Regions from separate parts of the Homo sapiens genome. Here regions 2, 3 and 4 are each linked to region 1. A link is a contact called in ENCODE Hi-C or POLR2A ChIA-PET data. All regions are on one chromosome and are shown on one strand. Each heading gives the region's core, a stretch centred on a gene start or an enhancer-like site at or near the end of the contact. The rest is flanking DNA. Distances are from core to core; before and after follow the strand shown. Region 1 overlaps FOXP1 (forkhead box P1). Region 2 overlaps FOXP1 (forkhead box P1). Region 3 overlaps FOXP1 (forkhead box P1). Region 4 overlaps FOXP1 (forkhead box P1).

Evidence for each region. A loop is a pair of places that touch in the nucleus more often than their neighbours do. ChIA-PET counts read pairs that join two places held with the same protein, here RNA polymerase II (POLR2A). Pooled maps may share reads with other maps.
Region 2: a loop to region 1 is called in a map with no recorded cell type, with 2.1 times the contacts of the local background. The contact joins two enhancer-like sites. A Hi-C loop is called at or near these places in 6 of 168 maps with a recorded cell type or tissue (CD8-positive, alpha-beta T cell, endothelial cell of umbilical vein, left colon and 3 more), 8 of 37 single-sample maps with no recorded cell type and 15 of 50 pooled maps. POLR2A ChIA-PET finds 5 or more read pairs at or near these places in 4 of 52 experiments (activated B cell, activated CD4-positive, alpha-beta T cell, activated naive CD4-positive, alpha-beta T cell and 1 more).
Region 3: a loop to region 1 is called in a map of aorta, with 2.6 times the contacts of the local background. The contact joins two enhancer-like sites. A Hi-C loop is called at or near these places in 6 of 168 maps with a recorded cell type or tissue (IMR-90, PC-3, aorta and 2 more) and 7 of 50 pooled maps. POLR2A ChIA-PET finds 5 or more read pairs at or near these places in 5 of 52 experiments (AG04450, WTC11, activated B cell and 2 more).
Region 4: a map of aorta shows a loop between it and region 1 (2.3-fold over the local background). The contact joins two enhancer-like sites. A Hi-C loop is called at or near these places in 4 of 168 maps with a recorded cell type or tissue (aorta, ascending aorta, cardiac septum and 1 more) and 8 of 50 pooled maps. POLR2A ChIA-PET finds 5 or more read pairs at or near these places in 2 of 52 experiments (B cell and activated naive CD4-positive, alpha-beta T cell).

Annotation. Positions count from the first base shown.
Region 1 is chr3:71,306,682-71,312,767 of GRCh38, reverse strand. The region is part of intron 4 of FOXP1 (forkhead box P1); the gene reads left to right. Among named protein-coding and RNA genes, the nearest start is that of FOXP1-AS1, 20 kb to the right of the region's middle. Within about 2 kb of position 2,224, at least 11 of the 41 ENCODE cell types and tissues checked have a DNase peak (open chromatin) inside an H3K27ac peak, as active enhancers do; they include CD8-positive, alpha-beta T cell, where a contact is called at or near this core.
Region 2 is chr3:71,084,768-71,090,853 of GRCh38, reverse strand. All of the region lies in intron 7 of FOXP1 (forkhead box P1), which reads left to right. LOC124906247 (a long non-coding RNA gene) reads right to left here. Exons shown (of 2, transcript XR_007095956.1): 2 at 2,139-6,086. Among named protein-coding and RNA genes, the nearest start is that of FOXP1-AS1, 200 kb to the left of the region's middle. RefSeq lists an enhancer at 2,911-3,010. Within about 2 kb of position 3,498, at least 7 of the 41 ENCODE cell types and tissues checked have a DNase peak (open chromatin) inside an H3K27ac peak, as active enhancers do; they include CD8-positive, alpha-beta T cell, where a contact is called at or near this core.
Region 3 is chr3:71,102,329-71,108,414 of GRCh38, reverse strand. All of the region lies in intron 7 of FOXP1 (forkhead box P1), which reads left to right. Among named protein-coding and RNA genes, the nearest start is that of FOXP1-AS1, 180 kb to the left of the region's middle. RefSeq lists an enhancer at 2,513-4,010. Within about 2 kb of position 4,659, at least 12 of the 41 ENCODE cell types and tissues checked have a DNase peak (open chromatin) inside an H3K27ac peak, as active enhancers do.
Region 4 is chr3:71,165,997-71,172,082 of GRCh38, reverse strand. All of the region lies in intron 6 of FOXP1 (forkhead box P1), which reads left to right. Among named protein-coding and RNA genes, the nearest start is that of FOXP1-AS1, 120 kb to the left of the region's middle. Within about 2 kb of position 2,907, at least 5 of the 41 ENCODE cell types and tissues checked have a DNase peak (open chromatin) inside an H3K27ac peak, as active enhancers do.

The DNA.
Region 1 (6,086 bases), core at 975-3,474:
GTGTGATCACCTGCCTTGGCCTCCCAGAGTGCTGGATTTACAGGTATGAGCCACCGTGCCTGGCCTATTCCCCCATTATTAAACAGTGTCTCACTTTATTGCCCAGGCTATTGTGCGGCAGCACCATGCTAGCTCACTGCAGCCTTGAATTCCTGGGCTCAAGCAATCGTCCTGCCTCACCCTCCTTAATAGCTGGCATTGCAGGTGTGAGCCACTGAGCCTAGCTTATTCTCTCATTTTTAAAGTAATTTCAAATAGCAGAAGCAGGGAAGGAGAGGCATTTTAGGAGTTCATCTTTCTGGTCCACCTTTAATGAAGTAAGCAGCTCCTTCCAAGGGGAGCTTGAAGCCTGAATTCTTCGTAGTGAACACAGTACTCTTTTCAGAAACTTATACTTAGCTTAAAAAAATTATCTATACCTCCACCCTGCTGCCTTATATGATAGAAAAGGAGATGAGTTCAGCAACAGCTTCCTCTAGCACACTTGATTACCTTTCTTTCGCTGAAGTCCAGATGCTGAGCTTGTTGAACTCATCTGCCTTGTTCAGCCGTTCTTGTTTTAGGAGTGTTAACGTTCTTTTTGGGAAAGAAGCAGCATATGCGTACACCCTTGCCAGGCTTCCATTAAGTGTCCCTTCACCTTTAGCAAGCCCTTGGTGGACTCAGGGGAGCTTTATAGTTATTATTAACATAACAGCCTGTAAGTTGGGCTTCTTTCTAGTGAAGGAGCCAAGAGGGAGGGCCCCGCCTGGTTTTAAATTACGTAGGCTTTTCTAAATGTGTTTCTAATGGGAGCTAGAGAGGTGGTGAGCTTTGGGGAAGCCTCGCCTTGGGTCATAGTTGAGTGTAGAAGGGAGCTGGGATCTGCAGATATCAGGGAATTTAGGAAGAGAGGCATGGGAAAGGAAATGGGATGGAAAGGTGCCAGGAAAAGTTGCCTCATCATTTCCCACTTTGGTGGTGGCCAAAAGGTAAGTTTCTACTTTGAGATCACTCTCAGGCCCTGTGGGCACAGAGCTGCCAAGTTTCTCAGTTTAAGGACTAATAAAGTTGGGATGTGGGTAATTCTGGGAGACTGGGTAGTTTGAAGGGAAGGATTGTTGGAGGTCTTTCCAGCTATACTGACAATGTACATGGGTTCATTCTTGAGATGAGCGTGTCCATAATAAAATCTAGCTGTAGAGCCATTCAAGGACTTCTCTGTGTGCACGAGCATGCTAGCCATTTTACGTACAACAGTAGGAACAGAGTAGCTGGAGTAAGATACAGGAATGTTTTTGTTCCACTCATACACTGATTAGTGTTATTCACTCATTCTGTATTTACTGAACACCTACCCTGCGTAGCCACTGCTCTGTACTGGGATACAGCAAGCAAGAGGCCTGCACACTGGCTCATGCCTGTAATCCCAGCACTTTGGGAGGCAAAGGCAGGATGATCACTTGAACCCAGGAATTCGACACCAGCCTGGGCAACATAGTGAGACCTTGTCCCTACAAAAAATTGAAAAAACTAGTGAGGCATGGTGGCACGTGCCTCTAGACCCAGCTACTCAGGAGGCTGAGGTGGGAGAACCGCTTGAGTCTAGTAGTTAGTTCCAGGCTGCAGTGAGTCATGATCGTGCCACTGCACTGCACTCCAGCTTGGGCAACAGAGTGAGACCATGTCTCAAAAACAAAAAACAAACAAACAAAAAAAAGTGGGAGGGGGATGCAAATCAGATAAAATCCCTGCCTTCATGGAGTATATGTTCTGATATTTTTGTCATAAACTGAAATTAATACGACTTATCTGTTGCCTAAACTTTTTGCCCAGAACAACCAAACAGAATCAGTTCAGCTGCAGTGGGAACCGCCAAGAGCCAGATGTGGCCATGAGAGGAATATCTTTGAGAGCCTGTCATCTGGCTCCAGCTGTGTTAACCTAGGCCTGGTAGGCAGCCATGAGTTGTGTCTGCCAACTGGTGGCCAGACACTAGTGCAGGCTTAAACAATTAGCAGAATTCCTCATCCGGTGGCTGGATTCACTGTGTGTGTCCTACAGACGATCGCTGCTGTCCAAACCAGGGGACTCTGGGCAGAAACGCCCAGAAGAGAACCAAAAGTTAGCCCCTTGAGAAACCAGTCAAAGTCTCATCCCGGAACATGGAGAGGGAGGCAGGAATCGGGGAAGACCAGCAACAGTGAGAAAACAGAAGTAAACCAGACGTGGCCCTCTGCCTGGCAGACCTTAATTCTGACTGAGAACTCTTGCCTGATAGAGAACGTCTGCCTCCAGCATGCCCCTGCAGAAAAGCAAAGAGTAGAGTTTGCCTGTGAAGAAATTTTTTTTCAGTTATTTTTTACATTGTTGCCCTTTGGTGAGAATCATTTATGATGCTTTATTGGTTTTACCCAAACTGAGATTTCCATGAAAAGTATTCATTCCCACCTTTTGGAAGCAATTAGATCCCCACAAACAGGCTATAACTTTCAAATGTCTGTTATATCTGCCTTCAAAAATAAGTATATAAGTAAATAAAATGCTTCAGCCTGCCTGCATGTGGAAGATTTTTTATAAACTGTAGAGTTGCTGGTTTCATGTACCAGGCAAGTCCTGCTAGCACACGGGAAAATAATAGATTCTGATCATCCATTGTCCAGCATGTTTCTAATACCACAGTAGTTGCTCAGTAAATGTTTGTAGACTGAGCTGAATAAGGAAAAATTCCAGTGAATGTGCTGACTTGCAAGAATGGTAATTAAAAATTAGTGCAGTCATTTCAAATCATAAGTTGGGGAAACAACCCACCATTTAGTGCCCCCCAAAAGTAAAAGTTCTAATTGGAATAAGCTTAGGATTTTTTTTTATGTCCACATCTAAAGTCTGATGATAACAGAAAGCACAAGATGGCAGAGATTAAGGTTTTCAGGGAGACTTCTCTTGAGGCTGAACAGATATGTCCATGTGAGAACATTTTTATCATGGTGAGGTTCTTGGTGGTCTTTCAAAGAAGTCCCACTCTGAACAGATAACGACAACAAAATCATTGAAGTGGGGAAAATTCAAAAGATGCTAGTTTGTGTGTCAAAATCAACTTTTGCATTCTAACTGCATTGTGTAAATTTGCTGTGCAGGAAACATAAGTGAAGCCATTTGGTTTTGTGGCATTGGTGTGGGTTGGCTCAGGGGGTGGGGATAAGGTTGAGGCATTGATATAGTAAGAGGAGAGCCAGATGGTTGTATTACACATCTTTTGTGTTCTTGTTTGCTTCTTAAAGCAGTTGCAGAATTTTGCCCTTGGCGATATTTTCTTCGTGCCTGTGTGTTCTGCTATGAATTTACTTTTGTCAGAGTACTTTGAAAGAAAAGCCTTGCTCAGAAAAAAAAAAAAAATTACGTTATAAACTTGTGAAGTCAACAGTGTGTTCATAAAAATATTTTTTAAATGTTAAGTATGTTAGTAAATAGTTGAGAGAATCAGCTTTTCTTTTTTCTTAGCGCAGTGATTTCGACCATATTTTATATTAATTCAGGGAAAGAATTTTTGCAAAATTATGAATGTGCAATTGGTGATGGATGGATGGATCGAGATGGATAGATGAGGAGACAGACACATGGAACAGATACATTGTTATTCCAGTAAGGATGAGGCCTATCTGATTAGAGATTTAACTTTTTCCATTACTTACAGCAAGCCCTCAGGTTGTGGTTAACCTCTTGTGTTTTATCAGCAAGCGTAACTTGGTAGTAAGTTGAGTGAGAGTGGGTTAGGGTAGGTTGGTGAGTTTTCGTTGACATTTGGTAGAATTGCTGTTACACCACCATTGAAATTTATATTTATTCCCTACTAAAAGGAAATTCTATTTTGCAGTCACCAGTGGCAAGGGATATTTAAGATGTTCTAATGCATGTAAGGGGTGATATTTTATCACCGAATGCTTTTAATAAAGAGTTGCTTTGGAGCTGTCCCCCCTCACCCACACACACACACACACACACACACACACACACACACACACACACACACACACACACATTGTGGTAGAATGCTTCATAATAATTTAATGTCCTTTTTACAGTTCCAGTTTATTTTTTTTTCCTTTGCTCAAATCAGAGAAGAGCAAATATGTAGGATCCTTGGGCGACAGTTTATTCTCCTGTTGTGCACAGATTTCCAGTTTTAGTTGGAACCTGCAGTCCCTGATGAGAAAACAGGAAACTTACAGTCCTAACCTTATTGAAATCTCTGCCGGGTTTAGTCACAAGTCTGAGGCGACTCCTTCCAATAATGAAGCCATTGTACGCATCGTATCTGATCAGTTCTTGAAATGTTTTAGTAGGTCTATCTTACAACATTATAAGAAGATAATCAGCAGCCTTAGAAGGTCCCCATCTGGACTGTAGAGTTCTTTTACTGAAAGATGTTTTGCCTTTTTGAGATAGCTCTCGCGTTTCATCATCTGTTCCGCCGAGATGAAGTGCATATGAAAAGTCAGTGACTCTGAATCCATCTGTTGTTATTATTTTCCACTGATAATTGGCTTGAACAATGAAATGTCTGTGTCTGCAGCCTTTGAAACTGTACACCCTGTTTATTTTCTGGAGGTCTCACTGCAACTACGCCCCCCCATCTTTCCCCCTGCATTTTCTCTCAAGCTTACAGCGAGTGGCGCTTGTGTGAGGATGACATCTTTGACTCTGTGCATCAGTATGTGTCACTCAGCATCTAAAGCTTGCATACGGATTTTTGTCACAATCCCTGTGTCTGTGCCATTCGCTCCCGAATCCGGCGCTCTTTCAGCAAGGAGCTTAGCTGGGCCGCAATGCATGGATCCCTTACCTGGATTGTCGTCTTTATTTCACTGTCCTCATTAAAATATTAATTTAGGGTACAGTATCTAATACCTATGGAATTAGATACTACCTATAATTGTATAATATATTCAGTTGCATCCAGGTTTGCATGATACAGAGCATTAATATTGGATTCCACTAACATCACTTCCATTAGCTTGCTCAACCAGTATGAGATATAGATGAGCTGGGAAGCATAACTACCCTCAAAACTGCCAAAACATTCATTAGAAGCTCCATGGGGATGGACAGAAGCTTTCTCACAGTGATATACTGATTAAATTTTGTTTTGTGGTTTATTTGCAGCAAGGTTAGATCACTATTGTCTATGGACCTGGGTTATCTAACACCTTATTTGGAAGGTCATTTCAAGGCAAAAGGGTGGACAAAATCAGCGTCTTCAGTTTCTGTGGGCACCCCGCTTAGAGAACCTGTGTTTTATTCTCTGGGTCTTTGGGTATCTTTTTATTTTGTTTGCCTTTTCTCCATGTTATGCCATAATAATGTTTGAAATGAGTTTTGGGTTTGTTGGTTTGTTTGTGAAAATATTTTAAAACTTTTCAGTGATCTTCACCTTTTACAGTAGAATGATTTGGCCAGAAAACAGTTTTGTGTTAATAAATTAAAATTGCTTTTGAAATAGAAAGCTGCCCTATTTCCCTTGGCTAGGATAATCACAGCATTCTCGAAGGCTGTGAAGGATCTGTGACCTATCCTTTTTAGTCCAAATACAGTAATAATATGGACACATCCTATAGCACAGCCCTGCTGGATTTGGCCACAGAGTTCTGTAGGGCATTAGTAAGTAGTAGACGAACATAATCTTATTTATGTTTCAATCAAAATCATTTAATACTGCAAAAGTTATTAAAAAATAATTAAGTTACTAAGACCAACATGTAGCTGGAACATAGAATAAGAGGTCAGTGTGAGTTGATTCCATAAGCTGAGAAAAGTCAGTAGTGAATTCCTAACACTGGCATGTTTTTCCTCTTGCTTAAATTCCTGGGTTGTAAGGACAAATTATGTTGAGGTATGGCATATTTTCTGCCGAAATGGAGAAAATTGTTGACTGTAATTATGTTATTTAATTGAAATTATAAGTGGTTGAGGCCACTCAGTTAAAAGCATCTTTTCTAATATGGGGGTAATGTTTTTAAATGAGTGGTCATGGATTGGTGACATTTGAAAGGCAGGCATTTGGGATATATTTTTGGAAAACTCGAATTATTTTCCTTAAATGATTAGTG
Region 2 (6,086 bases), core at 2,249-4,748, 220 kb after region 1:
TATCATATACCTATGTTATCGTCTCTGAATCTTTGATATATGCCAGATGGGTTGCAAATTCTACAGTGAATTGTTCACTTCTGTAGGTCTTCTGTGCAGGACCCTAGCTCTCCTGTAATGGCAGTGCAACTGCTGAGAAGAAAAGACAGAGTGCAATGATCATGCTTCCCCACTCTGACCCCCTCCTAGTTCTTCCCTGCACTCTTAAGGAGGCAGTTGCACAGTTATTTTTTATTTGACATTATAGTTACATATATGCAAAGAAGATCAGGGAGTATGCTCATTTTATTGTGTCTTGATGTGTTGGGAAGGGAAGCATGGATTATAAAATTATCTTTTCATCAAGCCTTCTAGTTAGAGTTGACTTGCTTCTCCTGGGGACTGAGTAATTTGTTACTCTTCATTGCCCTGTTACTTTTTCCCCCCAAGGGTGGTTCTCCTCACACCTGCAGGAGACTTGTTCTTTCACTTCTGTATTATCACATTACATACTGCACTTATGAAAAACGGGGCAAATGTTTTCTAACAGCCATCGTGACAACTCTGTTACAAACAGGGAGGTACTGTTTAGTTGAAAAACATGGGAATATCCAAGAAAAATGTGAAAGAAGCTTAGAAAATGAAATTTCTTGAAAATAGGAATCGAGAGATTTGTTTTATGATGGGAGCAAGGTTGAAGAAAGTAAGGAATTGATTCCCCATTAGAGATTGCAAACTGATGGCCCGCAGGCTAGATACTGTTTTGTTTATGCACACAACATTTAACCTTTTTTTGGTTCGAACTTTTTGAAGGCTTTCTTTTTCTTTGCAAAGATTTAAAAAATCTGGAGATTTCCCATGAAAATCTCATTTTCTGTCATCTCCTAAAAAAGAAAAAAATCAGAAGTTCAAGCAATATACATAGCACCAGTTATCTGGAGCAGAGAAATGCTGCCCATTCCCACTTTGCCATGGACTTCAACTCATTTCAGTAGCCTGCCTGTCTGCTGTCTATCCCTCTTCTAAGTGGCTCAAGGTTTCATGAACAGATTCACCTCAGAGTCTCAAAGGCAACAGCACGCTATAGTGGCCCAGCTAGAGCCCAGGCATTTTGGAATTCTTGATTTCTTTGTATCTTTGTACCCTGATTATAGACTGATGTCTTTTTAAACTGGCTGCCTTGTGAAAATTAGAGTTCCTCTTTCTTAACTAGGACTGTGGGTAGTAGTGATCCCCATGTGGCAAGGATGGGGCAGGGAAGAGTGTTCCTGCAGGAAGAAAGTGTGTGCAAGCCAGATGACATGCAACTGCCCTCATGATCAGATTTGGATAACTCTGTTATTTACTCCAAACCTTAGTGTCTTACAGTTTAAACATTTATTCTTTTACACACTTTCTGTGAGTCAGAGATAGGGGAGTGGCTTAGCTGGGTGGTTCAGGCTCATAGCATCTCATGAGATTGCAGTCAAAATGTGAGGCTGGGGCATGATTGGGGCTAGGGGAGCCGCTTCCAAGATGGCTCGCTCACATGGCTGTCAGCAGGAGGCCTCAAGTTCTCAGGCTGTGGACCTCTCCATAGTGTGACTTCAGTGCCCTTGTGATGTGGCAGCTGGCTTTTCCCAGAGTGATCCAAGTTGTGACCTAGCCTTGGAAATCACATACCATTACTTCTGCCATATTTATTGGTCACAGAGACCGGCCCTGACATGGTGTTGGAAGGTACTATCCAAGGCATGAATACCAAATGGTGAGAATCTTTGGGGCTTGTTTCGGAGGTTGGGTGCCACTGATTCCAACCTCCTCATTAGCCCTATTTAGAATCAGAGTAAGAGCAAGTCAGTGTAATTGTTTATAAAGTGTCATATCCTTCAGCTATGTTGGATGGAAGAAAGGTCAAAATGTGACCTGAGCACTGGTGTACTCTTGGCGTAAGGTCATTGGCCAAAGTATTATTCACTTCACTAAAAGATTTGCCTGTACTAATAAGAAAGAGAGATTGACAAAAGAGATGAACTGCACTAAGGTATTTGGTGAGTTCGATTTCTTTCTCAAATTATGCAAATTTCCTCCAGCGTTTCCCCCTAAACAATGGGAAGTTGCATATTCTCAAAGCTGTAAGACCTTCAAAGATAATCTCAGAGTGATTTTAAGGCAAAATAAGTAGTTTAATATTTATATCTAACTGCATCTCTGGTGTCTCAGAAGTCTTTGACATCATTGGAATGACTTTGTTAGTACCTTTCCCATAAATAGTTAGCTAGACAGGTGAAAGTTCAAGAAAAATAATGAGATCCTTTACGCAACTCAAATAGACTGTTCATGAGATTCCCTGTTCAACAAACATCTGACAAATTATTGGGTGGTTGTGTTGACCTAGACACCTAGAGTGAGGCACCTAGAGTGAGCAGCAGAGAAAGCAGCCGGGAGATTACATTCTTATGGGACATTAAACTGGTAAGCCAAAAAAAAAAAAACAAAAAACAAAACAATGTATCACCACATGTTGTGTGACGATGAAATCTGTAAGAAAACAAAGTAGATTAAGATAAACACCGTGGTGATGACAGTCCCATGTTTGACTGGCTGGCCAGGGAAGGACTCTGAGGAAATGGTCTTTGAGTAGAGACCTTGACTGAGTGAGGGACTGAGTCTTGCGTCTATCTAGGGAAGAAAGTTTCAGGTTCGGGGAAGAGCAAGTTTAAGAGCCCCCAATCAGAAACAAGCTTGGTTGCTCTTTCGCAATTTCCAGAGACTCCATCTATTCCCCAGCATCTTGGTTCTCACCACTGCACTGCTTATGGTTGACCGTCAGCTTTGCTTTTTTGACCATAGTCTTACAGCCCTGGCTTAGCCTTCTCTGAAAACATACATTTGCACACTAAGCCAGATTCACATGGGAGGTACATTATGCCGTGGCCTAGTCTAGTGTGTATTTCCCCTTTCTCTCCCCACAAAGATTTTACAAAACTTATACATGCAAACAGGTATTTTTGTTTGTTTCACATGAGTCGCTTTTGCATAATATAACAAGCCCATGATTTCACATGTACAGTAATTCATAGAAAGTGATAGTCATCTTGCTTAGACACCTTAGTTCTCAAATCTAGCCTGCTAAATATAGTACCTTCTCAGACCCATATAAGGTGTCATAAAAAAAGAAAAAATAAAGGTCAAAGTTTCCCCACCCACAAATTTGGTTATAAAAACAGCAAAGCAGGGTTTTTCTGAACTTGAATCAGTAAATTTTTAATTTAAATAGTATCCTGTTTTGACAAAGTGCTAAACCACAGAGGTCTGAGAAAGACACTCTTAAGCCTTTGTCAATACCAGCTGGCATCTCTCAACAGGAAACCTTGGATGACTTTTGTTGTCATTTTGTGATGCACTGACAAGGAATGCGTGCCCTTATTTGTTGCATCAAGGAAATGGTCAGAGTACCTCTGATGCGGCTCGATGCCGTTTACATCAATATGTTGCATAATCCTTTGCCAGACAAAACCGGTATTTTGTTGTCGTTGTTTGATCAATTAACATTGGATTTCTGGCTTTGCTAAGTGCACCTCCAGAGCAAGACACAAAATGATGTCACATGAGTTCTGTTCTCTGACCCACCCAACAAAGAACTGAGCTAACCTGCAACCCTTTTCCTGCCTTGGTCTTTTGATCTCATCAGTTGTGCAGCTCACCTCTTCAGGGCCTGCACAGCTCTTGAATGGTGTGGACTGTCCCGAGGAAATCCAAGGTACTATAAGAGCTCTTTGTTGGAATTCAGTCCCTAGCCCTCTCTTTATCTCACTTTGTTTCATGTTGAATAGTAAGTTGCATTTTACTGTTATGGTGACTGCATTTTTCTTATGGGGCCTTCAGGGTAAACAGCCGTTAGTTTCCATCTGTGAACACACATGTAGCTTGTGTTTGGGTAGGGTGCCTGGTGCTTCCAAAGTCATTATTTTCTCTGTAATGTTTGTTCTCCATGGTTGTGCATAGATAGATTCTATGCCCCAGTGCAGGACGAAGAGGTAGCCTGTAATTCCAGCTGAATGTGTTGCAGTTGAAAGTGGGACGGGAGTGGAAGCAAGTGATGGATCAAGCAAATCGCTTTTAATTTTACATAAATTGGTTTTCTGCTTTCCTCTGGGGCAGAAGTTTGCTGCTCAGGGTCATGTTAAATGTCGCTGATGATTTGGAAGAGAGGCATTCCTGGAAAATATCCGGTGAGACAGAACTTGGGATTTCAGTCCCTGCCTCTCATTGACAGACTTGGGGAAATTAGAGATGGAGTCTCTAGCCTGGGATGGGAGCCGTTATCTCTGGACCAGCTAGAGACACTGGAGATTAGAAAAGGCAACAGCAATTTTAGATTCCCGAAGAATAAAATTATCATGACATTTATCAAATGTGCTCCCTTTCCCCCCGGTACATTGCATAATAATGATGTTTGTATATGTTGTTGTCACATAAGCAAGAACGAGAGAAGATCCCCTTTCATGGGATGCTCACAGATTTCCTTAATATGAAATTAACTAGCAGTCCTAGATAAGTAAGCTAGAACTGTAATGGGCACAGTCTGAAAGAGGGCAGAGCTTTCTTTTTGCCCCTTGGCCAAGGACAAAACATGGGCAAGGCCAGTTGTCAACATGAGACACTGGTTTCAGGTTTGCAGCTACAAAGAATACAGTTGTGATGGATTTCAATCCGATATTTGCAGTTCCAATGCTAGAATTTTCAGCCATGTCATCCTGAGTCTCTTTAGGCTTTAGAAACAAAGGATTCATGTTTGAATCGTGACCTGCCACCATGACCTTGGGCAAAATAGAAAACTTTGTTTCTTTGTCTATAAAATGGCCGTAAATGTGCGGTGGCTCACGCCTGTAATCCTAGCACTTTGGGAGGCCAAGGCGGGCAGATCACGAGGTCAAGAGATCAAGGCCATCCTGGCCAACATGGTGAAATCCTGTCTCTACTAAAAATACAAAAAATAGCTGGGTGTGGTGGCACCCGCCTGTGGTCCCAGCTACTCAGGAGGCTGAGGCAGGAGAATCGCTTGAACCCAGGAGGCGGAGGTTGCAGTGAGCCAAGATCACACCACTGCACTCCAGTCTGGCAACACAGTGAGACTCCATGTAAAAAAAAAAAAAAGGCCATAAATGATACCCACCATACAAGAACCAAATGAAAACTTGGACATAAAGCACCCAGCTAGAGACACACAGCATGTGACATACGCTTAACGAAAGGTGCTAATAATGTTATTAGAATTTCACTGGATTGTTGTTGATGATTCTAATATAATATTCCTTAATAGTAAAAAGCTGAAGCCATAGGAGCCCAGTAATCTTCACCTGGAATTTCACAGTAACAGGAAAATAAATGAAACTTTGGGATACTAAATATTAATGGGGTGAAGTAAAAAAAGCTAAGTGGGGCCTGGCGTAGTAGCTCACACCTGTGATGTGAGGCACTTTGGGAGGCCAAGGCAAGAGAATTGCTTGAGGCCAGGACTTCGGGACCAGCCTGGGTAACACAGGGAGACCCTATCTCTACAAAAAAAAATTTTTTTTTAAATTAGCTGAATGTGGTGTTATGCACCTGGAGTCGCAGCTACTTAGGAGGCTGACATGGGAGGATTGCTTGACCATGGGAGGTTGAGGTTGCAGTGAGCTGTGATTGTGTCACTGTACTCCAGCCTGGGGGACAGAGTGAGACCTCGTCTCAGAAAAGAAAAGCAAAAAGCTAAGTGGAAGAAAAAAAGTAGTTGCAAGCTGTTACAGAGCTGGACAGAAAATGCATAGAAATAAGTGGCTTTTGGCAAATTCTTTGAGTGAAAGAAATGAACAGCCACTAACAAGGAATGACTATTTTATGCCCAAATCCATATATTTAAACAATGATTGATTGATTGATTTGTTTGTTTATTTATTCAAGCAACTATTGTGCCTCATCCTCCCTGGTAACTGGGATTAACAGGTACCCAACACCACACCCAGGTAATTTTTGTGTTTTTAGTAGAGACGGGGTCTTGCTGTGTTGCACAGGCTGGCCTCGAACTCCTGGGCTCCAGCGATTCCCCCACCTCAGCCTCCCAAAGTTCTGGGATTACAGGCATG
Region 3 (6,086 bases), core at 3,410-5,909, 210 kb after region 1:
GTGCAGGTGTACTCATAACCTCGAAAATGCGTAACTTTACTGGCTGAAGATTAATTTGTGAGTCGATGAGCAATTTTATTGATCAAATTTTGGAACTTTGACCACCGTTTCTGGGTAGTAATTCATCTTGGTTCTTTAAGCATTTTAGTTGTTGGCACGAGTACATAAACTGGAAGGAAATCAAATGACACATTTTCTCCTAAGAAAGTAAGAGTACATGTGTATTCTGGCAGCATTAAAGTTAGGAAAGAAAGTAAACTTTGTGTGTTGCTTACAGTGGAAAGCTCACCAGCTTCAGGCCCTCTATAAAGAATTTGAACCTGAAGCCAGTCATCTGATAGTTTTCCTTCCTGCCCATGCCCTTCCTTCCAAGGTGATGTCATGTGTGAGCCCCTTACTCAGAAGGCCATTTCACTGCAGGGAAAGTGAAACCCACTTAGAAGGCCGGCCCTTTAGTCCACTTGGAAGCTCAGGGTGATCATGTGGATTCTTGCTTTAAGTGGAGGAGGTTAAAATACAAGATTCAGCAGGTGTTTTTTTAGCATTTTTATTTGCAGTTATATAAAACATGCTTTAGGCAGCATTTTGCTTTGCATTAATGCCGCATATAATCTTAGTAGCTCATATCATTTCCACGTTATTCACTAAAGAAGAAATTGGCAAGAGGAAACCTGTAAAGGAAACTACAACTTTATGTTGTTGATAGTGAAATGGAATGGTTTTGAAGTACTGACCCTTAAGAAATAGCCCTATGCACTGATTAGTAAGGAGGATAATTTAGGAGAGAGAAGCAAACTTTTTTTTTTAATGTCTAGAGTTAACATAGTCTAGAATTGGCACCCCTAGCATTTTAAATTGATACAAAGCATTGAAATTTTGATATCTTTAAGATGTTACTGTTATCACATGACTTTTGAGAATCCCAAAACCCTAAAAATAAGTCTCGATAAGAAATAATAAAACAGAAATATTTTAGAAATAGTTCTTAAGCCTTTCTGATTACATGCACCATTACAAATATGATAGAAACAGTGACCCCTCCTCCCAGAAAAACGCACATGAACACAGAATGTCACATCCAGTTTTAGGGATTTCATGAACTTCAAGAAGTTCACCTTGGGGTCCAGGCTGATACTCCTGCTTTAAGATTTTGTTTTTCTTTGATAGTCTGTTTTGTCCTTGCCTCCAAAATTTTGGTGCAAGTTGTAATATAATGAGTTCGTTCGTTTTTGTTATTTCAACTTCAGCTGTGCATAGGTGGCCCTGTGTCCCAGTCTGCCCAGGACAGCCCACTCCATGGCTATTGATTGGTTTTGTTTATTCATAATTCCCACTCTTGAAGGTATCCCCAGGTACAGTGGCTCACACCTGTAATCCCAGCATTTTGAGAGGCTGAGGCAGGCAGATCACTTAAGTCCAGGAGTTAGAGACCAGCCTGGGCAACATGGCAAAACCCCATCTCTGTGAATAATACAAAAATATTAGCCGGGCCCGGTGCCTGTAGTCCCAGCTACTCTGATGGCTGAGGTGGCAGGATTGAATGAGCCCAGGAGGTAGAGGCTACAATGAGCCATGATGGTGCCACCGCATTCCAGCCTGGGAAACAGAGCAAGATCCTAGCTCAAAAAAAAAAAAAAAAAATCCCTATTTGAACCAGGTGCAACTGCAGTGGTGTGCACCATATCTCAGCTACTAAGAAGGCTGAGGCCAGAGGATCTCTTGAGCTCAGGAGTTTGAGGCCAGTCTGGGTAACATAGCAAGACTCTATTTCGATTAAAAAAAAAAAAAAGTGGCCGGGTGCAATGGCTCACGCCTATAACCCCAGCACTTTGAGAAGCCAAGGCGAGCGGATCACAAGGTCAGGTGTTCAAGACCAGCCTGGCCAACAAGGTGAAACCCCATCTTGCAAAAATTAGCTGGGCGTGGTGGCACGCACCTGTAGTCCCAGCTACTCGGGAGGCTGAGGCAGGAGAATCGCTTGAACCTGGAAGGCGGAGGTTGCAGTGAGCCGAGATCACGCCACTGCACTCCAGCCTGGGCGACAGCGAGACTCTGTCTCAAAAAGAAACAAAAAATAAGGAACTCAGTTTGGACTTTAATTATATGATCACTAGTTTAAATGTATCTAAGAATTACAATGCAAATGTGATGCTAATATTTTATATGTAATCATGTCTTTGCCACCACATGCAAAGTGTGATAGATAATGAATGTTTAGTCAGTGCTGAACGTGGGCCAGCTCCTTAGCTACTCTGTAGTATAGGCAGTGTCCTTAAATCATTTAATGGATGAGGAAGATGGAAACAGAGAGATTAACTGACTTGCTACACAGCACAAAGGTAGTAACAGCACCAGGATGGGAAGCCAGGTTTTTTAGAACCACAGATAACCAGTGTGCCGTCAAGAGGTTAATTATTGCCTCTCTTTTTATGTGTGTTTACTCAGCACCTACTGAGTGTCATATTTTCCATAAATAAGTAAATTACGCTATTTTCCATATTATAAGCAAAAAAAAGACAGCTGAAACCAACAAAAATCAGTTCCACTATAAATATCTGGATTTCAATTAAGAGGACTCAGATCTGCATAATTACCCTAAGTATATCTTTATTTGTCTGTGTGTGTGCCTGTGCGTGTGTGTCTCTGTGTGTGTCTGTGTGTGTGGTGGGGACAGAAAGGTGATCAACAACAGCAAAGCAAAGTTATTTCTTATTTTCAAGTCTGAAGTGCTCTTATGAGCGTCCATGCGTTTGGAACATGGACTAGTTTATTATAATCATTGTTGGGGCTAGGAGGTGGAGAGGGACAGGGGAAAAACATACTTGACTGGTCAAAAATGTGTAAATTGCTGACAAAATGACACATGTAATTAAGAGTGCTCCTGCCATTTTACCTTGTGGTTTACACCTCCAGTGTTGAAAAAGAGAGTGACTCCCACCTCGCTAATTACCATTATCACTAAAATGCTAGGGTTGGAGTCATTAGTTCCATGTGCATTTAATTAGAGGAAGGCTGAAATTGGATTTAACTTATTACTTTTTCATGGATCACTTTCTTGTCATCACTTCAAATTGGATTGCAGCCCCAGGTAACTAATTATGAGAGCCACAGGATCAAGAGTGAAAAAAAAGGTAATTAGGAATAACACTGTCGGACCCTTGCTGGTCGTCCACTTGTGCTTCAGGGAAAGAGGGGGAAAAAAAAAGAAAACGCAAGCCATATTTTGTAGTATCACGGATTAAGGAGTTAGGGGCATGTACAGTTGCTAGGCATCATGGGACTCTGTCACCACCCATAGTGGTTTCTGTGATATACAGCTGAGTTGAAGATGTCGAAGCAACGTGGTTCCACAATCAGCTGCTTAATAACTAGATTGAACTTGTAAAAGCAACAGATTGGTTGTAGGTATGAGGCATCTCTACAACTGTGTAGACTGGGGGCCTCACATATATGATTACAACAAAGCTGTCAAGATGCCTCTGAGCCAAAGTAGAGAATATTTTAAGTATAGGGAGTTAGAATTTAATGAACATATTAATGCTCCAGAAACATCATTCATATCTGACAGAAAGATGTATCAGTCAGCACAACAGTCAGGTTTAGGGTTTATATATCAGGACGTTTTGTCAAAGTTTCCAGCGTCCGGTAATGTTCAGGATGTTTACTTTGCTTTGGATTTGCTCCCTCCCACCCCTCCCCAAATGTTGTGGATGGGTTTCCTGAGGTTCCATTTCTCCTTCCATCCCTATTGAAAATTCTTTAAAATAAATTATATTGTTTCCATATGCAGAACAGAATTCAGAACTGCAAGCAATCAATTTTATTGACACCATCTGAAAAAATGTTGATGACAGTTAGAGGATGTGAAAGAATTGGATTTTTAAAGTCCCCAGGACTAAGTGTGGCAAAAGAAAAAAAACTGAAATGTAATCTCATTACTCAAAAGTTCTGTTAGACACTCCTAAGAAGTGATTCTTCTTAACGAAAAAAATAAAAGCAGCAGCAACAGCAGCAGAAGGGCGGCTTCTTCTTGGATAGGCTGTGATCCCACAATGAGGTCTTGCTATCAAGCCTATTGGTTGCCTTGAAGGGAGAAAAGAGCTTCTTGGTTTCCCATGGCAGTGAATCACCCAGCAAAGATGGCTCGAGTTTCCTTAAGTTGTTTAAAATTGGTTTTAGTGTTCTGTTAATGTAAGCAAATAATCATGATTTTAGTCTTGAGTGACTTTCAGGCCTGGGCGAGTCAGGCTTGCTCAGTATTCTCCAGTGCAATGGGAGTATAGACGATGATGCGCCCCGCCAATAGAGACCACTACATCATTATCCCCAAAGTGGTAAAATACTCTTCCTGGAATTTTGAGTCTTTTTCCTGTGTGAATCTTCTGAGCAAAATCTCAGAACCAAAATAGTGATCATCAAGTCTAATGTAGAAAATTAAAGCCTCTCTCTTTTTTTGGGGGGGGAACATCTTAAGTTGATTTAGAATTTTTGTACACAATATTCGTCTGTGGTTGAAAGGGGGCACGCTGAGGTCAAGTGATGTAGTGTTTTCCATTTTTCCATATGAGTCTCACAGTGTGCGATAAAAGCAAACTCCTTTATTTTGTAAGTCTGCAAGAATTTCTGCTGAAGTGCAGAGGTCACGTTCCCTGTCAATTTGAGTAGCCAGCATTTTTTAACTACTGTTTTTTCTTTTGGTGTGTCTTTTCTTCCCTCCCCCCACCTTGCTATAAACCGTGGCACTTTTCTGACACATGCACAGTGAGGTCCTCCAATCTGAAACTCATTAGCACACAGCATTGGACCCTGTCCAGTGGTTAGAAAATTTCCTGGAGCCTAGAATAACAGCATTTGGTGCAATACCATGGACCAGAAGTGACAATGGAGGTAGTCGCACTCCCCTGGCACCCTGCCCGGTCAGGAAAGCCAGCTGACCACACAACACGGTGAGACAGAGGTTGTGCATATAGGATGAGCTCGAAAAGTTTGGTGCTTAGAGAAATACACTTCTAAAATCACAAGGCAATATCTGTTTTCCCTACACTTATTATTTCTATTGGGTCAGAGATGTTTATCAACATTCATTGCAGGAACATGAAAATAAGCAATTAGAGAAAATAGGATGAAGCTCAAGTTCCACAATATAGTATTTTTCACTTCTGTAACTATGGGTTATTTTCAGGACCTATATTTTCATTCATTCATTCATACATGCATGCATTCATTCATTCAAACTTTACTCATTGAACTTCACTATCTTGAGATAATGTGACCAGGCTGCAACCCCCTACCCTGACATTAGAAAAATTAAACAGTTTACCCTAAGTCAGGTTAATTTAAGCCAGGTTTTCAAACAGGAAACTGAGTCCCAGAAAGATAATAGTTATCATATTAAATAGTAAATACTATATAGTACTTTCTAGGAGCCAACTACTGTACAACAACCATATGGGGTAAGTTCTATTATTATTCCCATTTTACAGGGGAGGAAAGTGGAGCATAGAGAAGTTAACTTGTCCAAGGCCATACAGCTGATAAGTGGCAGAGCTGGGATTCTAGCCCACACAATCTGGCTCAAGAGTCTATGCTTTCATCCATTACACTCTACTGCCTCTCCCTGAGCTACCACCTGGGCCCCGCAAACAGGGAAAGCAAAAGGAATGGAATCAGAGTTGCTGATGCTTAATGCTCCTCGCTAACCACCAGACCACACCGTCTCCTAATTTGGACATATGTTGATGGGCATATTTGAAAAATAGTGCTTATAATTGAAATATGCACTTTCTAAAGGGAAATGACGCTTGGGAAAGAGAAGAAAGACGGGTATTACTCAAAGCCTGCAGACAGCTCTGCAAGTAATTGTCTAAAGGCAGCCGTTGAAATTGAGAAGCAGTTTGGAAAATGTACAGTTTGGGAAATTTGTGTACCGATGTAATTACGGTAGTTGTGAGCTGATGTCATGCCTAGTAACTGTTTTTGTATTGCTTGGGCCTTTGTTACTGAGCTGTGATATCATGAGCAAACTATTATAAACATAGCATGGATATAGCATGCTTGTGTAACAAAAGATCGGGAACTTTTATTAA
Region 4 (6,086 bases), core at 1,658-4,157, 140 kb after region 1:
TTGGCAGGAAGGATAGCAGGTTGGGTTGTTACTTATCAAAGGAATATTTGCTGTTGGCCTTAGTATAATAATGTTAATGAGATTATTAGGTGGGGGAGATTTTTAATAAATAATTGATAAGGATTAGAAAGTGCCTTTTCTGCAAATAAACTTCAGAATAATTAATATTCATGGACTCTGTTTGTCAACAGAAAAATGTAAATGAAGAGCCGGTCCCATCACCAGACACACGTCCTGAAGGACATCTGTAAGATAGGGTTAAAGATAGAAAAGGTGAATGCAGAGGCCTGGCCCAGACCCCAGCCCTGTGTGTCAATACAACTTTTCACGTTGTTACATACACATTTTCCAGTCTGTGTCTCCCTCTGAAAGAAACCCTGAAATTCAGGTTGCTAATAGATTGTTGGTTGCAAGTATGAAGGACAGAGGAGGTAAGAGAGGAGGCAACTTGCTAATGCAAAAGCAGTGTACTGAAAGTCACTTTTATTTCTTATTTATAATCTACATGCACACTCTGGATAATAGATGACACTGCTCATTCAGTACTTTAACTTCAAAGCAGAGAGAAGCCATGGATGACAGAGCCGGGAGCGGGAATACAAAGGTACTAACAACAAGAGGAAAAATGCCTGTTTACGGGATTGCATTTGTTAGCACGCTCTCTTCAGATATTGTTCCCCCAGGAATAGCGAAAATATGTGCAGCGCGAACAATGATTTAACATCTGAAAATGGTACTTAAAGAGTTTCTGTCTGGTAGTAATGTGATGGAGGCTTCTGAAGGGAACCTGGGGACTTCATTTCTTCTATTTATCTATATGTCTCTCTGGTTTTAGTGAGCGGTAATTGCATATTTAACCCCTCAAATAGCTTTAACCCTCACGATGCCAACTTTTTACCCTGTATAAAATGTACTTTTATCCCAGCAAAGGCAGACTCAGAAATTCCCTAGCCAAAAAATTATTTAAATTAAAAAAAAAAAAAAGTGAGTGTGTATTTGTATGAATGGATGGAAGGCTGGATGGATGGATGGCTGAAAAGAAGTTATAGCAGCATTTTGCAGTTAGTTTTAGGTGAAGAATCATGCCCGCCTTCCTGGTTTGGAAGAAGACCAGTTAAAGTACAGATATTATAAAGAGTGAAAACTCAAACAAAAAGAAGAAAAGAAAGACGGACTAAAACAACTGTGTTTTTATTTTGAATTCATTGTGGCTGGAGCTCAGAGAGGAAAGAGACGGCCCCATGGAAGGAAGTTGTAGATGGACGCTGAATCAAGAGTATAAATTTGCCGCATGCCTCAGCAATATGGTTTTCTCAATTAGTGGTCGTTCTGGGAGGCCTGCTTAACAGCTTATGCGAAACAAATATTAACACAAATTGTATAATTACATCAAAATCCCAAATTCCTCAAAGATGCAAAATGGTTTTCAGCTAAGAATACGCGAGCAATAAAACATCCTATAGTCAAAAGAAGCACACTCCAAGGAAACCATGAAGACTGGATCCGAGCGACTTTCACAGTTTATTTTCATGGTATTTAAATTATGATACCAGTGGGTATTTTTAATTAGTGTGCACTTGTCTACATAAGCCATGTTGGCAAATTTGACTCATTCATACAGTAGTTGCTGTAAAAGAGGCCAGCACAGCCTGCAGGAATTAAAATTAAAAGTTTCTGCAAGCTGTTGTCGACATGACCATATCTCATTAACTTTAAAAATGGAGATTATTTGCCTGAAAGCTTGATTTGACTAGCAGTAATCAAATATTAGGCTCAACGGAGTGAGGGCGTGGGGGGAGCGTCATTGTTGTGATATATACCGCTAAGTGTTTTGCAGTTCACTTTAAATAGCAATATAAGATTTTTGTTTTGACAAAAGGGATAGGAAAGAGAAACACAGACATATGGCCTTGAAAGTATTATTAGGACAGTTTTATTTTAGATTAAGACTCATTATTTACTAAGTTTGCTGAAGATAAATACGATTGTGCTGATTACCAGTTCTCCTCTCATTAAGCAGGCTGATTAATTATCTGGAGTAGCTCCCCCTGCTTGATCAAAGTTTAAGTATTGGAAATGGGGCCTATCTCGTGATTATCTTTTCTTTTTTCAATGCTAATTGGCATGAAACTTAAATTTGTACATTCGATTCATCCCATCGTTTTAACTAAATATGATGGAGGTTGCAAAATTGTGCGTAAAATGAACCAAAATAGAAGAGCCTTCTTCTTATCTACTCTTTAAATAGCTTGTTATTTGAATTACATATCTGAGCAAAAAATCTTTTTTTTTTTTTTTTGCCAGTAATTTTTTAGCCAGTAATTAAGGAGCCTAATGTTGAAAACCTAAAGTAACTGAAATATGGTAGACATGGGCTCATTTTAGACCCTGTTTTATATTTTCTCAGGCACAAAAGAACATTTCTAATGCATCAGGATAAACTATAAGATGAAGATACATTTGCGGGGGGCGGTGGGGGAGGAAGGAAAGATAAAAGGTGCAGTTAAACAAAAGCCAGAAGATAAAGTCTTACACCTTTTTATGTCTTTGAACTGAGAACATGCTCTGCATTTTACTAAAGGAACATGAGGCTAGAATGTAAGTAACTGGTTTTTGCATTAGGCTCTCCCTGGAGGTAGCAGAAAAATATCATGTCCCTGCATGAAATGTGAATGTGAAATCTACCAGAAAGAAATATTTATGACCATTTTATGCTTGATTAGGCTTGGATGACATCTGTTAGAAGACAGGGACTGGACAAAGAGAGAGACGCTCGGGGGCAAATGTTAACGGAGTTGTTTAGAAGACGCTAGGGCAGAGGCGTCCATTTACTGCCAGGCAAAACACAGGAATTGTGTTAGCAAGAGTGCAGCTGACAGGCGTCCACTGTGATGGAGACACTGTAAACTGACTCGATGAAATAGTCAAATACAGCTGTTGATAGTCACGGCACCACCTCAGTTTATGAGCAGGTATCTATGCTTAACCCTGATCCAGTAACTTCCAGGATGCTGGCACCTTAATCAAGTTACATAAATGTGACTCAGCTGTAAAAAGAGCTCATCTTCACTTTTTCAAGTGAGTTTTACGCTCTCCTCCCATGCGGGCTCAGCAGCACTGAGAAACTCTTCTCTATTTCTCTGTGAAAGGAGAAGTAATTAAATCGCAAAGTTACCTCTGTACCCATCTATAACCTGTCTCTTTCCTTATCTTAAGTTTCCCCTGTTTAAAAAAAGAAAAATCTAGGCCCCTTGGTTCTATAGAAGTACTTCATCACTTTAAACAGTGCAAATGTTTGCCTAAAAACGGGGGAAAAAAGTTTTCCAGCACTGGCAAACATTTTATCAATTGTTAAACATTTCACTGTTCAAGTAAGTGCTGTTTGTCTGAAGAAATGGCTCTACCAAGAGTGGAGGTATGAGCAGTTATTTCATTCTGGTTCTTTTCCCAGCTTCTTTTCCTGTAAATTTTCTGTCTGGAATGCTGATGGGAAATGTTATTTTGTTTTTGTTTGCAGCAGTTCTGTTGTTTTGATTTTGTCTGAGTGGTATGGAAAACAGTACGTCACTTAGAGTGGGTGTTTTGTCTACCGGCCATTTGGCCATTGCACATATATTTCTCATACTTATTACATGATGACAAGGGAACCGACAAGGCACAATTTTCCAGTTGAATTTTTCTTTCCAGTTTAATAATAGTGAAAAAAGAAAACAAAGTTAATAGATTTAGCAGTTTGATGGTACTCATGATGTGATAGCTGACTTTGTTTTGTTTTTTTTTTCTTTTAAACTCATTCCTTGTGGTTAAGGAGGTATTTAGGTAAAGGTCAGATTAATGCATACATCAGTTTCTATAATAAACTGTATGTGGTTACAGTGTTTCACATTTTGCATAGAGTTGCGAAATTCGGTAATTTAAGCAGGAAAATTCATAAAAGGATAATAAACAATTTTAACGTCATTCCTATGATTAGCCTGGGGTACTCTTGCCCTGGTTTTAGGCCACATGTAACAAACCTCTATCAATAAATGCGTCTTAATTAAAATTATTTGAAATGAAATTTGGATGAAAACCCAGCATACAAATCTCAAAGAATAACTTAAGGCTGTTTACTGGCTCAGTTTGGACATGCTTTATCTGAAATCATTCTCAGCATTTGCAATGTTAAGGAACATATTGCAGGAGTGTAGAAGTTAGCTCTACAAGTAAGTAATTTTTAGTGTAATACAAAAATATAAAATGGAAACCACGATTAATTTTTCAGTTTCTCTCTGCAGGTATCTAATCATTGTACCCATGGACCGCCAGAGGCTCCCATTAAAGATTTAAAATGCAAGAGGAAGGTAGAATCCAAAAGATGGGATTTGGGATTAAATAATGTAAAATAACTGCAGGGCAGTAATGAAGTGAAAGCTATTGGTGCAGTAAGACATCCTCTTAAGACTTTCTTGGGATCCACTTAAAATATTGACACTGACACACAGTGTCAGAGATTTGATATAAATAAAATTATTTGTAACTGATTAAGTTCTAAAACCATGTTTTTCATCTTTCCGACATTAGCTTTCACCAAATAATAATAATCAATAATAATAACAACATCAACAAGAAACTATCAGAAAAGCTCTCTGAAAATTCACACGTGCTCTCTTACGCTTTAAATACTGCCCTGTTATTAAAGGATTTTGCCTGCAATGTTATACTAATGTATGTTGCTTCTTCCTTGAGGATTTTAGTTATAGATGGGGAAACGCAATGGTTGGGGGTCACCTGTATATGTCCAGAGTGATTTTCTTCAAATCAAGGGAACTTTTATAATCTGAAAGAAAGGGACATCACCGCCTTCGTATATAAAAGCTGTCAGTGCGGTCCAGCCGGGCTTCTCCAGGCTCTGCTGTACTGTCTTTATCACTTTGCTCAGTTCCACATAATAACATCTTCATCTGAGATTGCTGTGGCACAGGGGAACTGCATTTGTTGATCAAATTTGGCTGGATAACACTGTGATCTCGTATCCTGAAGTGCGGAGATGTGCCTGGAATATGTAAGTGCAAAGCTGGCCTCTTGATTGATTGATTCTGCCTGTCACAGAACAAGATAACCGGATCAGTAAATACCCTGTGCACTTCAACATCATCTCCACAATCAAAAGTGAGGGCATTACGGGGCTGGAAAAACACTGGAGCATGATGGGAATGCACACAATTCAGAAGGATCGTCAAGAACATATATATGTAGACACACACACAGAGAAAATAAAATTCTTTGTGTGTGTTTTTGTTTTTGCTTTTTGTTTTTTTAAGAAAAGGACAGCATTAAAAAAGTATTTTCTGTGTGTTTAGAATGCTTTCTGGTTGTAAAAGTAGTTTATTTTGCAGCAGTCATCTTGGAGGTGTTCAGCATTTATCATAAAAAGTTGTTATTCAAGTTTTGTTTACAGAAGAGATTTAGAATGCAGATTAGGGAAACAGAGCTGGAGAAGAGGCCAGTAGTGGTCTCAAGCACAAAAGGAGCTTGCACCCAAGAGTTGCTCCTATTAAAATAAACAAGAAGTTTAAACAGATGGGCCAAACACATGTAAACAAGTTGTTTAAACTTTTTACTAAATTCCCAGGGAGTGCCTTTCAAAATTAGCATGGGTTGCCAAATTTGGTGTTTAATTACACAGAAAGTTCAAGAAAAGTTTAAAGAATGGAACTGCGTGAATCTTTGGAAGATGGGGGCCGTAACAGGTTTCCAGGTGTCATTAATGATTCATGGCTCTGTGATGGTCACGCTAGCGGCTCTTGTCACCCCCCACTTGCTTGTGTTCCTCTCATGTACTTGTCTTTTCCTCTCATAAGACTGTAAGCTCCTTGAAGGCAAGGGCTGCCTTTTCTTCCTGTGTCTGTGCCCCCATTTTCCTGGAAGACTCCCTGCACATACTACACAGAAAATGGCAAGTGGGCCAAGGAGGCGCTAAGTATTGGGCTGTCTTCTTAAGTGTTTCTCAGAGTGATTGTTACTTCCCAAGATATTATTGGTCACCAGAATTTGGCTAATGTTTTAACCTGGAGTCATTCTTTTGGGGAACTTGTTTTCTTAAT